Linked DNA regions of Mus musculus: region 1 is linked to region 2. A link is a loop called in an ENCODE intact Hi-C map of the cell type or tissue named here. Cell type or tissue: heart. All regions are shown on one strand.

What was found. Peaks named below come from ENCODE experiments on the same cell type or tissue, not always from the same donor. Only the 100,000 strongest peaks of a DNase experiment are listed, where the experiment ranks them.
Region 1: a loop joins it to region 2, with 2.3 times the contacts of the local background. A loop is called at or near these places in 2 of 42 quality-filtered maps.

Annotation. Positions count from the first base shown.
Region 1 is chr4:45,767,682-45,775,681 of GRCm38, forward strand. No RefSeq gene overlaps it. Among named protein-coding and RNA genes, the nearest start is that of Gm12409, 7.5 kb to the left of the region's middle. In heart, a CTCF peak has its summit at 4,194 (motif pointing left); a DNase peak (open chromatin) is centred at 450; H3K4me3 peaks cover 339 bases; H3K27ac peaks cover 3,994 bases; H3K27me3 peaks cover 2,584 bases.
Region 2 is chr4:45,607,819-45,615,818 of GRCm38, forward strand. No RefSeq gene overlaps it. Among named protein-coding and RNA genes, the nearest start is that of Gm12408, 28 kb to the right of the region's middle. In heart, a CTCF peak has its summit at 4,464 (motif pointing left); no DNase peak of the experiment used is centred here; H3K27ac peaks cover 290 bases; H3K27me3 peaks cover 158 bases.

The DNA of each region.
Region 1 (8,000 bases), 160 kb after region 2:
ACCGGACAGGAGAGCAAAAGGCACTCTCGGGAATTAACTCCCGTTATTGGAGAAGTTCCCTCACAGCAGAGGTTTGCAGCCCTGTGCAGCCCAGCCTTCCATCAGTACCTTTGGTCCAAAGGGAGGGAGATGGCTTTCTATCCGAATCCCATCTATCCTGCACACAGCCGCCAGGCCTGGGGTGGCCTTCCTCGGCTTTCAAAGAAGAGATTTCTGCAATTCTGAGTGTAAGGCAGAGATCTCATCTGGCATGTGTCCAGGCTGAAGGGGTTGAAATTTCTGTTCTCCCCAGGGTAGGCTGGAAGAGCCTTGCCTTTGACAAGGCGGTAAAACATCTGTGTTTACAAGAGAGATAAGGAAGGAGCTGGCAGCGGTGGGCCTCTGCGGCTGTCTCTCAAAGGTGTTGCCTCGAAGCGCTCAGAGGAGAGATGCCCAGGAAGGAGCAGCCTGTGCCTGGCCCAGGGTGATGATCTCCTATTGCTGCCTCCTAGATTCCATTTCCCCTCTCCCACACGATGCAGATTCTGGCAGGGGGCCCAGCCTGGACTTGCTCATCTCACTCGGTGTTAGATGGACTGACTTGTCTGTGAACTTCATCCAACACTTAGCTTTCCATGATGATCAAACTCTTAACCCTGCCCTCCTGCTATTTCCCATTCTCTCAACAGTCACGTGGTGCCACGCCTCTTCAGCTCATTGCACAGCCTACCTTGACTGCCTTGGCTGCTCCTCCGGCTCTCACACTCCTTCATCCTAGCTGAATCCAGCTAAAAGTCTCCCGTGTTCCTAAGCATGGTCTTTCCCAGGCTTTTCCCACTGGCCAGATGCAACTCCCATCCTCTCCTGCCTGTCTTTCAAAAGCCACATGGATGACATCAATGTCTTTGTGTGTCTGTTTGTCTCATGGGCTCTGCCATGACGTAGCCATCAGTGGAAGGGAAACTCATCTTTAGGCATTAGTTTCCCTATCTGTGACAGGGCAGATGAGTTCTATACGTGACCTATACATTCATTTGGCGTCCCTTGTGGACTGTGAAGGGCAGCAAGCACCTCTGAAGACCCCATGGACCTAGCACATCGGCTATGAGAGACGCTAGAAAACAGATCTCTATACACTAGGTAATCCCCATGCTTCCAGCCAGCCAGGGATATCTACATGGGTCAGCTGGACATACTGCTATGAAACTCAGAAAATGCAGGGGAGTCGGAGGTCACCTCCTGGCCTGAAGCCTCCCTTGGCTGTTCGAGGGAAGGCAGGACTGTGGAAATGTGCGGTGTCTTCCTAGCAGGGTTCTGCTGTCTGTGCTCCACGTCCCTGGGTGCTGGCAGAAGAGCTGAAACGTCTCCTGTTAATTGTCAGAGTGAAACAGACAAAGAGAGGTGTAGAGAAAGCATGGTGCTCCACGCAGTCGGTCCTGTAACGGAGGAGGATGTTTTGTTCTTCCCAGAGCGGGACACACGGCTCAGCAGACCCTGCGGTTTTGCCACTGCAAACGAGGACCCTAACAACTGCCTGTCCCCTGAATAAAGGCTGGAGTTGCAGTGTAGTGGGCCGGGTGCTTGCCAAGCAGGCATCAAACACACGGACAAACACGAACGCCTTGGGTTTGTGTTCCCCAGTGCCACATAAGCTTGGCATGTCCGATGATGCAAGATCAAAAGCCAAGGTCACCCTGGGCTGCATAGTAAGCTCAAGGCCAGCCTACAGGAGACTTTGTTGTGAAAACAAACAAACACCACATCGAGCAGGCAAGCAAAAACCATGAAGGGGTTGGGGTGAAGCAAGCCACTTTATTCTCATTTACAAACTGACTCCACAGTTCAATTTCCCACCCACCGAGCACCTGTTCTCCCTTCTCCAAATCTTGAACTCCTGCAAGCTGCAGTTTCTCATTAGGACAGAGAACTCTCCTCTCAGCCCAGAGAGCCACCTGCTACAGGATTCTAGTAATAAAGATGAATAGTTATGTGCTGTGAGGAACTCACACCCCCCAGCCACAAAACCAGCCTGACATGCCAGTCCTGATCACACTGTGGGCCAGAGGGAAAGCCTCTGCGTCTCCAGGAAAAGGTCCCTCCTCACTACAGTGTAGTGTGTCAGGAATTTGGTGACATCTCCTGACTTTTAGAGGTAAAGCAAAAAAAAAAAAAAAGGGACTCAGAAGTGAAGTCACTTGTTCAAGGTCACACAGATAAGCAGTCAGATTTGGTTTCAAAATCAACTTGCTGTTTGAAAATGTGGCCTTAGGTGGAGGTCTCCCTTCAAGGTCACCCGGGTGGACTCCACTCTGGCAGGGCTAATGGACGATAAACAGAGGTCTGGGAGTGCTGGCAGAACAGAACTGAATTGCACCTGACACTTGAAGGTAGCTGATGGACAAGTGATTCACACCAGAGCCACAGTTTACATTGTCCCTGTAGTGGCTTCTGGGGAGTGGGGCAGGCAGTTAGAATATTCCAGTCCCAGCGGGAGGCACAGGGGCAGACTCTTAGAAGGAATTATTAACACCCAAGGAATTCCTTCGGAACAGTAGGGGGGAATAAAGATTCTTAAAAAAAAGGTCTAATAGCAAATTTTCTGGATTTTCCAGCTAATTTGAAGGTACCTACTTGGAACATTTTCTTGTCAGAAAAGATTTTAAAATACATTCATTCAGTGTGACATGATAATTGGGCCTGGCTGTCTGATGAATGCCTTTTATCTCTTCCTGAGCTATTGTTCAGTGGGATGGAGCCGATGGGCTGCAGGCTGCAGCCAGCACTTGGTTAAATGCACTCACAGAGCCACTTTCAATGATTCTGGTCACAGGAGACAGCGAGACGCGAGATGGAAGCTTATGTGAGCAAGTGTCCGGAAGAGGAGGACATTAAGTGGTTAGAGAGGGCATTTTCTCGAGGCACACATGAGAAGACCAGGGTCCAGGGAGCTGCCAGTGCCACTCAACATAGGGGTTGCATAGATCTGTGTCTCCTGAGCCAGACCCCAGGTCCCTGTATCCTACCTCTTGAGGGGGTCTGTGGAAAAGATGCAGCAGTGGGCAGCTTACGTCTGGGAGACACTGCCCGGTCAGTCCCCACCTACCCCTGACCTCCCCTGCACCAGAGACCCCGCCCTCTGAGCTGCACAGCAGGACTGGGTGGCCCCAAGGGCTGTGCTTTCCTGGTTGTGTGTTCTTAGCTCTGCCGCTTCATGGAAGCAGCTGTCTTTATGGGCCCTTTTTCCTCTTGCCTTTCACATTTTCCTTCCTTTAACCATTTTGTTTTTACAAAGGCAAATTTCCAGACCTGGCCACCTGACAGTCATCTCCACCTTTCTTTATCACCCCTAAGAAAGAGGGGTTTGTTTGGATTTTTTTGTTCTTCAACTTTACGCCATTTCTCCCCCATCCATGTTTTTCTGTTGAATTTGCTTCAGAAATTCTTTGTAGGAACCAAAGGCGCTTTAGAGCGTCTCGGAGCTTTCCATATGTTAATAAGGTGTTTGTAGAACTGTAGCTGGGGTTTCCTCCTTGTCAGAGCAGGGCTATCCTTCCTTTTAAGAGACAGCTTGTCCTCAAAAATGCCCTTCATTAACATTTAACGAATAGTACAGTTTCCGTTGGGATTAAGAAGTTGACATTTCCATTGTTTTTCTTAGAAAACAGCACAACATTAGCCATGCCCTCGAGGGACTGCATTTTCCACCAAAGTGAGATAACAAAGGCCTGGGCAAGGAGTCCTTACCTGGCTGGGTGTGTTGCTATTTAGACATGCGTGTCTGTCTGCGGCTCTTCCCGTGCATAATCGCATCTCTGCATCTGAATGTGTGTTTATGACATTTTACACGTGGCTGTGATTGTCTGCCAATAGGTAATTGGCTATGTATAAATCTGGGCTGGTGTGTGTGTGTGTGTGTGTGTGTGTGTGTGTGTACTATTCACAGTTGTGAATGTGTGCTGTACCTGACTGTGTTCATGCATACATTTGTCTGCATATGTTCTAGGGTGTCTATGCACATAGAGAGATGTGCAGACTTATGTGGAAGTGGGTGCTCTGGGTCTGGGAGTCTGTGTCCCCAGTGCCTGGGTGTGAGCTCCTGTGTGTACAGAAGTCTTTGTCCTGTTTGCTTAAGTGTTTGGGAGGCCCGAGGATGCCCAGCTTTGTGTTCAGAGCCCCTTATAAACATAGACCCAGCGCCCTCCGGTGGACGTTGTTGGAATGCAGCCACAAATAAAACAAACTGGCATGCTCAAAATTATGTCCGATTCAAAATAAGAGTTTCTGGTTATGTGCAGGGCAAAGCTTCTGGGGTTTTCCTTGAGAAAGGGTGTGTGTGTCCAGGCTTATGCTCCTGGATTAGGGTACACGCTCAACAGAGAATGAAGATAGCAGGCTCAACACAGGCAGCTGTCTCATGGTGACATTGTGAAGGGGCTCTTTTTCTGGGGTGGGGACAGGATCACTGGGCTTCCTCTCAGCCAGAAGGGTCAGAAGCGACCTCGTGTGCACACTCCTGAGAGCTTGCATGCTCTATCAGCCTCCTTGGCACCAGTTCAAGGGTATCTCTAGCCCATTGCCCCTCAGGTACCTTATAAAATCCTCCTAGTCTAGGAAAGGGGACCTTCAGCAGAGATGGTATGTATGCTTGTTTCCTATTGCTGTCAGAAAGCATGGGTCATCAACTTAGAGGTGAAAGTAGGTCACCTGTCTAAAACGGAAGAGCAGATGTAGTGGCTCGTACCTGCAAATTCATGTTTGGAAGGCAAAGACAGAAGGGCCACAGCCTGGGGACTGACTATGCCTTCAGCATGCTGGCCTTTGAGGGGACAGTCAAGATCAGAACCATAACAGCAGATTATGTAGTTGTAATAACAATACTTGCCTTATTGGGCCATTGAAGGAATACCAGGAGACAGGAGAGGGTTTGGTGCAACGACAGGGACATTCCACAGCACACATGGGGAAATTACAGGGTTTGTATTCTCTCCCTCTACTATCCTGCTTCTGAGGACAGAACCTGGGTCATCAGGCTTAGAGGCAAGAACCTTTAGTTGCCAAACTACATCACAGGTCCTGTCTTTCTAGTTTTGTTTTGTTTTGTTTTGTTTTTGCTTTTCTTCCTGGGTTCCAGGTGAGCAGGCTTCTACCACTACGTTCTATGCTGCCAACATAATAGAGCCAACTCTATTTGTCACGGGACAAAACCGTGAGCCAGAATGAACCTTCTTGGTAATCCAGAGCCTCTGCCACAGGCACAGAAGCCTGACTAACACCTCTGCCAACCGGAAATGATACTCTAGCGTCACATGCATTACACATCTCCGCAGTAGTGGAGACAGACTTTGAATCCCGCATCATCAAATCTCAAAGGCACGCTCTTCTCCACTAAGGGATATTGATATAAGACTCAAATCTCTGTCTTACAGACAAAAAACAAGGCATTTGGGGATAGTCTGACAGGCATCAATCAACGCCTTGAGAAAAATGTGTGCACGTGGTGGGCAGAGCAAGAATGTCCAATGCAGGAATAAAAACATGAAAAAGTCAAGTCTATTAAGGTTTTATAATCATTAAAATCATTCTTTAGGCATAGTCTGGAGACCATAGATAGTCCTGTATCCACCACTGTCCACAGCTGTGGAGGCATACACCTTTAATCCCAGCACTCAGGAGGCAGAGGCAGTAACATCTCTGTGAGTTCAAGGCCAGCCTGATCCATGTAGTAAGTTCCAGGACAGCCAGAGCTACTTAGTGAGATCCCACCTCAAAAAAAAGAAAAACCAGTTTCATATTCCCTTACTTCCAAATGCTGCCTGTCTTTGCCCCTGTGTTTTCCAACCCCTCCCTAGAGTCTCACCCTTTACAACCCCAGCCCAGTTTATAGCCATCCCTTCAATTTTGCCTTTTCCAGAATACTACAAATGAAAATACAGATGACCTTTTAATATTTTGGGATTTTTTTTTAGATATATTTATTTATTATTTGTAAGTACACTGCAGCTGTCTTTAGACACACCAGAAGAGGGCATCAGATCCCATTACAGATGGTTGTGAGCCACCATGTGGTTGCTGAGAATTGAACTCAGGACCTCTGGAAGAGTAGTCAGTGCTCTTAACCGCGGAGCCATCTCTCCAGCTCCCTTTTAATATTTTAAAAATCCAATTACTAATATTACATAATTCAGTGAGGTGTTGTTTACATATATTTGCACATCATTTACATGTAATTAACATGAGTGAGGGGGTATAGCGTTCCACACACAGTCATGTGACCACATGCTAGTAAGACCACATTCAAGACTCAGAACTATTCTACTACTTCAAAAAGTTCAGGGCTAGGAGGTAAGTCAGTATTTGCCTGGCGTGCACAAAGCTCTGGGTCCAGAAACTGGAAACCTGGTGTGGTGGTACCCTCCTGGAATCTAAGCACTTGGACAGTGGAAGTAGAAGCATCAGAAGTTCAAGGTTGCTGGGCGGTGGTGGCACACACCTTTAATCCCAGGACTTGGAAGGCAGAGGCAGGTAGATTTCTGAGTTTGAGGCCAGCCTGGTCTATAGAGTGAGCTCCAGGACAGCCAGGGCTACACAGAGAAACCCCATCTCAGAAGAACAAGAAGAAGAAGAAGAAGAAAGAAGAGGAAGAAAAAGAAGAAGAAGAAGTTCAAGGTTATCTCTGACTACAGAGCAAGTTTGTGGCCAACCTGGGATACCTGAGATGGGTATCAAAGAAAAAGCAGTCCCTGGGCTTTGCAACTGTAGCTCCTCTCTCTGTCTTCAGTGTCTGCTCACCGCTCCCCAGTGTGGCATTCCCAGTGAGTCGGTTCTGAACAATCTTTACACACACTGATTTGATAATATTTTCTTGAGGATTCTTTTGCATCTATATTCATGAGGAATTTTAGGCTGTAGCTATCCTTCTGTAAGGACCGTCTTTGTCTGCTCGGAGGGAGGGCATTAGGCCTCTAAAATGATAGAGAAGTGTTTCCTCCTCTTCTATTTTCTATAAGAGTTGGTGTAGGATTGGTACTCTTTCTTTCTGAAATCACTCGGTATTAGGCTCGCAGCAAAGCCATTAGAATCTGGGGTTTCCTTTGTTGGAGGGCCTTCAGTTTTGAATTCACTTGTGCAGCCGGTGTAGGGCTTTTCTTCTCGGCTTCTTCAGAGAAGCTTTGGTGGTTTGTGCCTTCCAAAGAATTGGCCCTTTTCATCTACGTTATTAAATTCATGAGAAAAGTCGAGGGGGAGTCAGGGCTGGATTAGCCAAACACACGTGTGAACCACTCACCTGAGGAGACACTGAGAACAAAGAAGAGAAACCATGGCCCAGGAAATGATCAGAAATTCATGACAAGTGTAAGGAATTTCTGAAAGGAAACAGATTATTAAAGGTACAATTATGCACAAAGACGTGAAGCAACAGAAGCCTGACTCTAAAAAAAAATCAGAAATCGCAGAAATGTCAAGGAGACTGAATGTGCTTATTCTCTTGATAGGAGAGAGATCATGTGAATAGTGTAAAAACATGCAGAGCGAATCTAGAAAGCAATGTAACAAAATAACACTTAGTTGTCTATAGAGGATTTTTCTTCTTCTTTTATCCAAATCTTCGGGGTGTGTGTGTGTGTGTGTGATATGAGTGTGTGTATTTTGTGTGAGTGTGTGTGGTGTGTACGTGAGTGAGTGTGTATGTTTGTGTGTATGTGAGTATGTATGTGTGTGAGAGAGTGAGAGAGTATATGTGCATGTGTGTGTGTGTGTGTTTGAGACAAGGCTTCATGTAACCCAGGGTATCCTCAAACTTCCCATATCGTCCTGGATGACCTTGAAATTCCCCCTTCACTTCCACTTCATACAGGCATAAGCCCCAAGCCTGGTTTCCAGGTCTCCGACCCTTGCAGGGTTTCTATCAGGCCTTGTAGCAGCTGACAGGGGGCCACTGGCTAGGCCTTTAACTCTGTCTCCATGAAGAAAGGAGGAGCAGGAATAGGAGGAGGAGAGAGGAGAGGGAAGGAGGGGGACAG
Region 2 (8,000 bases):
TGCTGTGTGTGACCTCACTAGAATTCTCCTGTGTGAGTCAGGGTTTGTCTGGGCATGGCAGACAGTGGCACCCCAGGCTTTTGTAATCAGCTTTGAGATCTGTCAGCTCAGACAGTCCGGGCTTTGGGGGCTCCGAGGACTATTTACGTTTCTTTCTGTGTCTGCAGAGTCAGGTACAAAACCGAGCTAGTGATCAGTACCTGGCCCTTGCCGCCTGACCTCCCTCTGTCTCTGTATAAAGGTTTGCTAAACACTCCAGTACTAGTGTACTAGTAATAGCTACTAATGGTTACTAAGAGTACAGCTGACCCACTGGCTTGCCACAAGGGGCAAGAATAAACCCACCCCAGTCCTCACTACTAGGGCAGTCTGACCAGTCAGCCTAGATTTCTAGTACAGAAATATAGTATTTGGAACATTGTAATAAAACACCCCCCTCCTTGCAACAATGTAAAGAACAAAATAATGGCTAGCTGATAATTAGTAGATTTCTGTTTTTGGAGCAGAATGGTTCTCTCTATGTAGCCCTCTCTATGTAGTCCTGAAACTTACTGTGGTGACCAGTCTGGCCTGGAACTCACAGAGATCCTCCTGCTTCTGCCTCCCGAGTGATAGGATTAAGGTGTGTACTTCATTTCAGGCTCAGCAGAGAATTTTTTCATCTCATGGGCCAGGAGGTCCAAGATGATCGAGGTGTTGTCAGATACTGTTTGGTGTGGGCTCTCCAGGTCCCACATCTTTCTGTGTCCTCCTATGATGGGAAGGATGCACGAGCTCTCTGGGTGTCATTTGAAAGGATACTAATGCTATTTCAATCGCACCAAACCCATCCACTCCCCAGGCCCATCTCCTGGTAAGGGCTCTGGGTCAGTGGCTGGGAATGGCTTTGGCTTTGGCTTTGGGGGAGGGGATGCGGGCATTCACAGCAGTGCACTATAGTCATGACGGAGGAGAGCTGGAAGGCCTTGGGAACACTGAGGAGGAGGAGAATAATGGGGCGTGACATAAGATCGAGTCCCAGACCCTGGAACCAGCCTGTTCACATTTCATTTCTACTATTTACTAGCTATGCAGCTTTGAGCAAGCACCTTACTTTTCTCATTGGTAAAATAAGTCACAGAAGCAAGGCTCTCAGAGCAACGCTTGGTGGGAGGCGGATAGTCAATAGATGTGAGCAGCAAAAAGAGAAAAGGCCACCCATTTGAACCAAGGAAGCAGGAGAAGGAGCCTCTGTAGACTGGAGGCGGTATCCCTGAACACTTCTTCAGAATTCAGATTTCCTCTCACAGTTCGGACATTGCTGACAGAGGCAGATGGAGGTAGAGGGGATGGACCTTTCTCAGGATTACACTGTGGCTCAGTCCTGCCCCAGGCAGGTCTCTCTGCTTCCTGCGTGTCCTTTAAGGCCTGTATAGCCTTGCCTCAGTTTACCTCCTCATTTGCTTCCCTCTTCTTAGATACAGACTATCTACAACCTGTAGAGAGAGCAGGAAGCTGCTACTGCAGCTGAGTGTCCTTCAGTCGCCTTAACAATCTCTGAGCTGTAGTGACCAAAGAGGACGAGGCCCGTGTCCTGGTAGCTTTGGAAGTCTGAAATCTAAGCTGTTCTGACTGATCTAAGTCATATTCCTCCCCCCTGCCCCCCGGGATGCCTGAGCAGGGAGTCGTCTCCCTGCTTCTCCCTTTCTGGTAGCTGCAGCATCTCTTGGCCTGTGCCTGCATCATTCCTGTTAAAAATAAATCTATCTCCCTTCCTAGCCCCCGCCCCTGGAATGATGACTCTCAGAGTGATGGTTGATTAACAAATGTCCAGGCCATAAGCTTCGGTTTGCTCTCTGACTTGCCCTTAGCTTGGTATCCCTTTCATTCTAACCTGGGTTCAGCTACATGAACGGTTTCCTCTCCCCGTTTTCCTGTGTCTGTCTGTCTCTTCTACATTCCCGGGAGCATCTCCCTTTATTTTAACCTGAGTTCAGCTACATAGCTGGTTTTCTCTGCTCAGCTCCCATGCTTCCGACCTCCTCTATGTGCCTAAGTGAATCCTTGCGCCTCTCACTATTTCCCAGAATCCTCTCTCTTCCTGCCAGTGTCCCACCTCCAATTTCCTACCTCAACTCAATGACCACAGACTTTTTTTTTTTAACTGACAAGTGATGCTTCTAAGAGATTCTCTCTACACCTGTCCATATGCTCTCACCAGAGCCTCCTCCTCCGGGGACAAGCCTTCCTCTGGTTCCTTTTCTGAAAATCCTTTTTATCACAGCTCTATTCAGGTCACCCCAGATCACCTCCCTATCTGAAGACTATCTTGACTTCATCCCATCAACAATGTCCTTTTTCCATCGAATGTAGCGTTCCCAGGAATCAGGATATAGCTCAGGGCTAGAGTACCCTGCCTAGGGTGCCCAAGGGCCTGGGCTCAACCCCCAGCACCCCCAAAACAATAAAAACAAAGCAACATCTGTGGCTCTGAGAATTAGGACCCGGAAACTTTTAGTGGACCACAGAGGCAACAGGAAGGAGACCACACCCAACAGAGTGGGCTTCCTCTTCCCAGGGTCTGTGGCAGACACTCACACATACCTGTGAGGCAGTTACTAGTTCCAGCCCATTTAGACTTTACAGAAAGAGAGCACTGAGCAGTTGAATGCCCCATAGCTCTGGTCACATCTGCATCGCTGTGACCAAAGCCCATGACAGAAACAACCTGAAGGAGACCTTGTTTTGGCTCACTGTTCCAGAGAGCTCATCTGGCAAAGTATGACAAGCAGCCAGCATTACGGCAGCAGGAGTGTGCTGGCGTGACTGTTCACAAGAGTAGTGGAACAGGGAGGGGGGAGGGGAGGAAGGAGAAAGAGGGAGAGAGAGAGAAAGAGAACGAGAGCGAGAGCAAGCGAGCAAGAGAGAGAGAGAGAGGGAGAGCAGGGGCTATATATAACCTTCAAAGGCCTTCCCCTAGTGACCTACTTCCAGTTAGAGTCCTCAAGGCTTCAGAGCCCTTTAAAACAGTATAACTCAACCTAGGAACAGGCATCCAAAACAAGAGTCTCTGGGGACATTTCAGACTCACATCATAACCCTGGTCTACTGGCTGGTGAGGACAAGACAACTCCAGCAAACCCCGTTTGTCCGGGCACCTAGCCTACTCAGCAGAGCAAGAATGAGGGTCCTATGACCACCTCCCCTGACTGCCTGCCAGACCCCTATTCTCCCACCGTACAAGAGGGGAAACTGAGGTTGAGAACTTGAGCAGAAATGTGCAGTAAGTCAGAGGTAGGACTGGAAACTGCTCTAGGCTTCTTATCACACTCTCCCAGTCCTTCTGAGGAGTGGCCACCGCTGGGGGTGCAGCACAGTGGAGCCAGGCTACTAGTTCATTTTCTGTTGCCATCATACAATGTTCAGACTGGATGAAAGAGATGAAAGACTGGATGAAAGACTGGAAGAGAAAAGGGGCTTATTTGGGGTTACAGTTTTAAAGATCGAGTTACATCCAGTGATGCCCTTCTTGCTGGGAGAATCCTGAGGTGGTACAACGTATTACACAACAAGAGACAGGGGACTTGTATGGGTGTCTTCTGGGCTTTCTTCCTTTTATGAACACCAGGATAAGTGATGGGGATTCCAAGCTAATGACCTCACTGAATCCTAGCCACCCCCCCAGATGTCCTACCTCTGTACACCGTAGCTGAAATAAATTTCCACTTTAATATTTCACAGTGGAGATTAGACTTCAATACCTGAAATAGGGCTGGGGGGCAGATACCACATCTGAATCAGAGTGCCTAAGCTGGTGGGAGCCCAGCCCAGAACTTTCTGTGCTCTCCCAGCCTTGGGCCCCTGACGTGTTTGTAGGAGAGCTCACAGAAACCTCCTGAGAATGATATTTACTGTCATAAGCTATTTATGTTGCAGTTTAAAAGAGTTCTTGTGTTACCTTACATATGTGTCTATGTATACATAGAGAAAACTATTTATACTATGTATCCATTACAACACATGGTATTAAAACCAGCTCCCATAGCCTACCACCTATCTTGGGACCAGAATTTTCCTGTTAATCTTGCCCATGTCTGATGTCTTTCCTTTATTTTACCCTCTTGCCTCTCTCAGAGGTGAACACATCTCACATTTTGGTGTTTTCATTTCCTCTCTCTTTTGTGATCATCTAAGTACCTATGCCTATATTGCATAGCTATAGGAGATCTGCTAATTTACATCCGACCTTCAGAAAAGTGTTATCCAGCTGTTCACTATTGTCTTCTGTGAGTTGCTTTTTTTTTTACACTTACTGTTATCCCTGTTGATACTTGTAGCTTACTCCATTCATTTTCCATGCTGTATAATATTTTGTTTCAAGAAATGTTACATAGCATTTATTCCTTTTTGGTGATGGGAATTTCTGGATAGCATAGTGCATGATTAGGGAACCTGGTTTTCGTTGTCTTCCCAACTCTGCACCAAAGGATCCTCTAGCGCCCCCTCCTGGAGGAGTCAGAGTGTCCCCCCCCCTCCCCGAAGAATTTACACAGGGCGGGGCTTGTCAGACTAGGCTGGGTAAGAGCGACTAATGAGAAGTATATGATCCTGGAAAAGCCTAGAAGGTCTGAAGGTGGCCAGAGGGACACCTGTTTTTCAAGGCTGGTCCTTGAGGAACTTCACTGTGGCCTCTCATCTTCCTGCCACAGAAGCCCATCTGTGCATGAAGCCCTCTCTCGGCTCTCTTCTGTGCCTTTTCTGCCTCTTCAAACCCATCCTGTTCCTTGGTCTTCACCTCTGATCTCTCCAGTTGAAGGAATCCAAATCTCCTTCCTGAGGGTGGCAAGCCTGCTTACTGGCAGCACAGATCTGAGAGTGGCAAGCCTGCTTACTGGCAGCACAGATCTGACGGTGGCAAGCCTGCTTACTGGCAGCACAGATCTTTGGTCTGTGACCCCTTTGCTTGCTCAGAATCCTGAATTTACTGGAAGCAATGCTGAGGTGTGGGACTAGAGTCCCCAGCTGGGCAGTTATCATGACATGGTCCCTTCCCAAGTTCTCTGTGTGTGCATTTTGATCTATGTAGCTCACACTCCATATCGCATCTAAAGTTTTGTTGCTTTTGAGACGAGGCCTCTTGCATTTTCAGCTCAGACTGGCCTGGAACTCATGCAGCCCAGGTTGGACTTTAAACTTTTTTAATGGTTCTTTGAGATGGTGTAGCTCTGGCTGTCCTGGAATCTCTGTAGACTAGGACAGTCTCAAACTTAGAGATCTGCCTGCTTCTACATCAAAAGTGCATGCAACATTTTTTTACATTAATTAATTATTCAATTAATTGTGTGTGTCTGAGGACAGATTTTGAGAGTCTATTCCTTTCTTCTACCTATGGGGTAGAAGACTATCAGACTTGGAGGCAAGTGCCTCTTACCCACTCAATCATTTCATTTGCCTCTCAGGTAGTTTTGAACTCATGAAGATTCGTGTGCCTCAGTCTCCCAAATGTTGTATCTGATTTTTTAATAAGATGTTTCCCCTGTCAAGTTGCTTTCTATCACCAAGTTTTTGTTGTTTGTTTTGAGAATAGGCTCATTTGGCCCAAGGTGGCCTCAAAATCACTGTGTGCTGTCAAGGCTGATCTTGAACTCTTGATCCTGGTGCCTCCACCTCCAAGAGCTGGGAGGGTCATTATCCATGTTAATGGTCATACATGGTTCCATCACATGCCTTAAGGAACTGGTGTGTGCAGATGGCCCTTGGCTTATGTCCGGGGAAAGGATGATGATGCCCTTTCCTCCCTGGCTCCTGTGCACAGTGCAAAGTGCGATACAAAAGCCTTGCTGGAGCTGCTGTGCACAGTGCTCTGTGCAGTGTGGGTCTTGCTGGAGCTGCTGTGCACAGTGCTCTGTGCAGTGTGGGTCTTGCTGGAGCTGCTGTGCACAGTGCTCTGTGCAGTGTGGGTCTTGCTGGCTCTGCAGCAGCTGCACTGAGCCATGCCGTTGTTTCCTTTCCCTTCTTGTTCACATTCCCTTCCTGAGAAAGACCAAAATGCATAACTAATGGTGTGGTTACTGCTGAGAACCTGCTAGTAAGGTTTAAGTGGCAGAAACAATCCAAAAGAGCTTTGGCAGGGAAGAAAGAGAGAGAGAGAGAGAGAGAGAGAGAGATTGAGAGAGAGACACAGAGAGAGGGGGAGAGAGAGAGAGGGAGGCAGGGAAGAGAGAAAGAGAGAGGGAGGGAGGGAGAGAGAAAGACAGGGAGAGGGAGAGGGAGAGGGAGGGGGAGGGGGAGGGGAGGGGGAGGGGGAGGGGGAGGGGGAGGGGGAGGGGGAGGGGGAGGGGGAGAGGGAGAGGGAGAGGGAGAGGGAGAGGGAGAGGGAGAGGGAGAGGGAGAGGGAGAGGGAGAGGGAGAGGGAGAGGGAGAGGGAGAGGGAGACTTGCATGGAGGATAGGAGGGACACCTCATAGAAGGGTGGATGAATGGCTGGGCCTTAGCAATGGGGAACAAAGATGCTGTTACCATAAGATAGCTGCTGTGTTCTATGTCAGCTATATCCTTCTTCTCCCTCATCAGCAAATTGGTTTCCTCTGCTTCTCCTGTCCTTGGAGCAGAGGACAATTGAGACTATGCCCAAGCTTTGGAAATGAACAGTCACAGAAATCAAGACTGGTCCTTCTTCCTCTGGACTGGGCTCCTCCTGTGCTGTGAAGGGGAGTTGGCAGTTGATCCTGGAATATCTAGGCAGGCCGGATGGGACAGGACTATGGAAAGATCATTTGGTGTATGGTTTGTTTTACCTCTCCTTATATTTTACCAGCACTGTACCATGCAGACACTTTTTTTCTTATATTGAGTTATTTTCTTTGGACCAGTTCTTTGGAGTGGAATGAGTGGGTTGTCTGTGCATTTTCATGATGTTTGATACTATTGCCAAATCAACTTCAAAGATTCTTTTCAGTTTTGCAACCACACTGCACCAGGGCAGAGGGAGAGACCCTTCCGTTGTCATAGTGAGCATAGGTGTTAGGACTTGAAATAGACTTTTTACTATTCTAATAACTGTAAAAAGGTATGTCATAATCTTTATTAGCATTTTTTTCTGGCCACTGGTATGACTGCAGACTTTCCCATGGATATGGTTTATAAACTTGATTCTCCCTTGTGAATTGGCTTTACCCATTTATTAGAAGAAGGCTTGCCACATTCAGATTTTAATTCCCTGGAAGTAGACTCACCACCAGTCTTTAAAACATAAAAATAATTTGTGACTTCTGGGCCCATGAAGTCACCTGAGAGCCTGGTTCAGCATAATAGTTAACATGACTGTCAATTGATGTGGTCTGGAACCAACATGGAAACAAACCTGACAGCTTATCTGCTCGGGTGTTTTTTGGATTAGTTTAATAGAGATGAGAAAAATCCACCCTAAATGTATTATCTCACAGACTGGGTTCTGGGCTGAACAAGAGACCTGGAGCCAAACCGCAGTACCCATGCCTTTTTGCTTCCTGACAACAATACAATGTATCCAGTTGCCTTGTACATCTGACATTCTGCCAGCCCCACCACGATGGACTGTACCTCTTCAAACTGCGAGCCCAAAACAAGCCCTGCCTTCCTTCCATTACCCTTTTCAGGCATTTGGTCACAACAGTGAGAAAAATAATTGATATGTTCTATTCAGTCCTAAGGCTCTAGTTTGCCAGCCCCTGCCTAGACCTTAAAGTCACAGAATATGATAGCCAGAAAATCTTAGCACCCTCAGTATACAGATGGGAAAACTGAGTCATAGAAGTCAGTTTGGTCCCTTTGTGGTACCTGCGCTGAACCAGGGCTTTCCCTGTCTTTGGTATGATTGATTCTGTAGGTTTGAGCTTTGGCTGATGTGACCCCAGGGGGAGAAAAAGGTGGCCTGATCCTTCTTCTCCAAGGGCTGGTCCCTGCATCAGAATTCTTTATCGAGTGGCCTCCTATTCCATTTGGGGTGACAGGAGAGATGGTGTCAGCTCATATTCAGACCC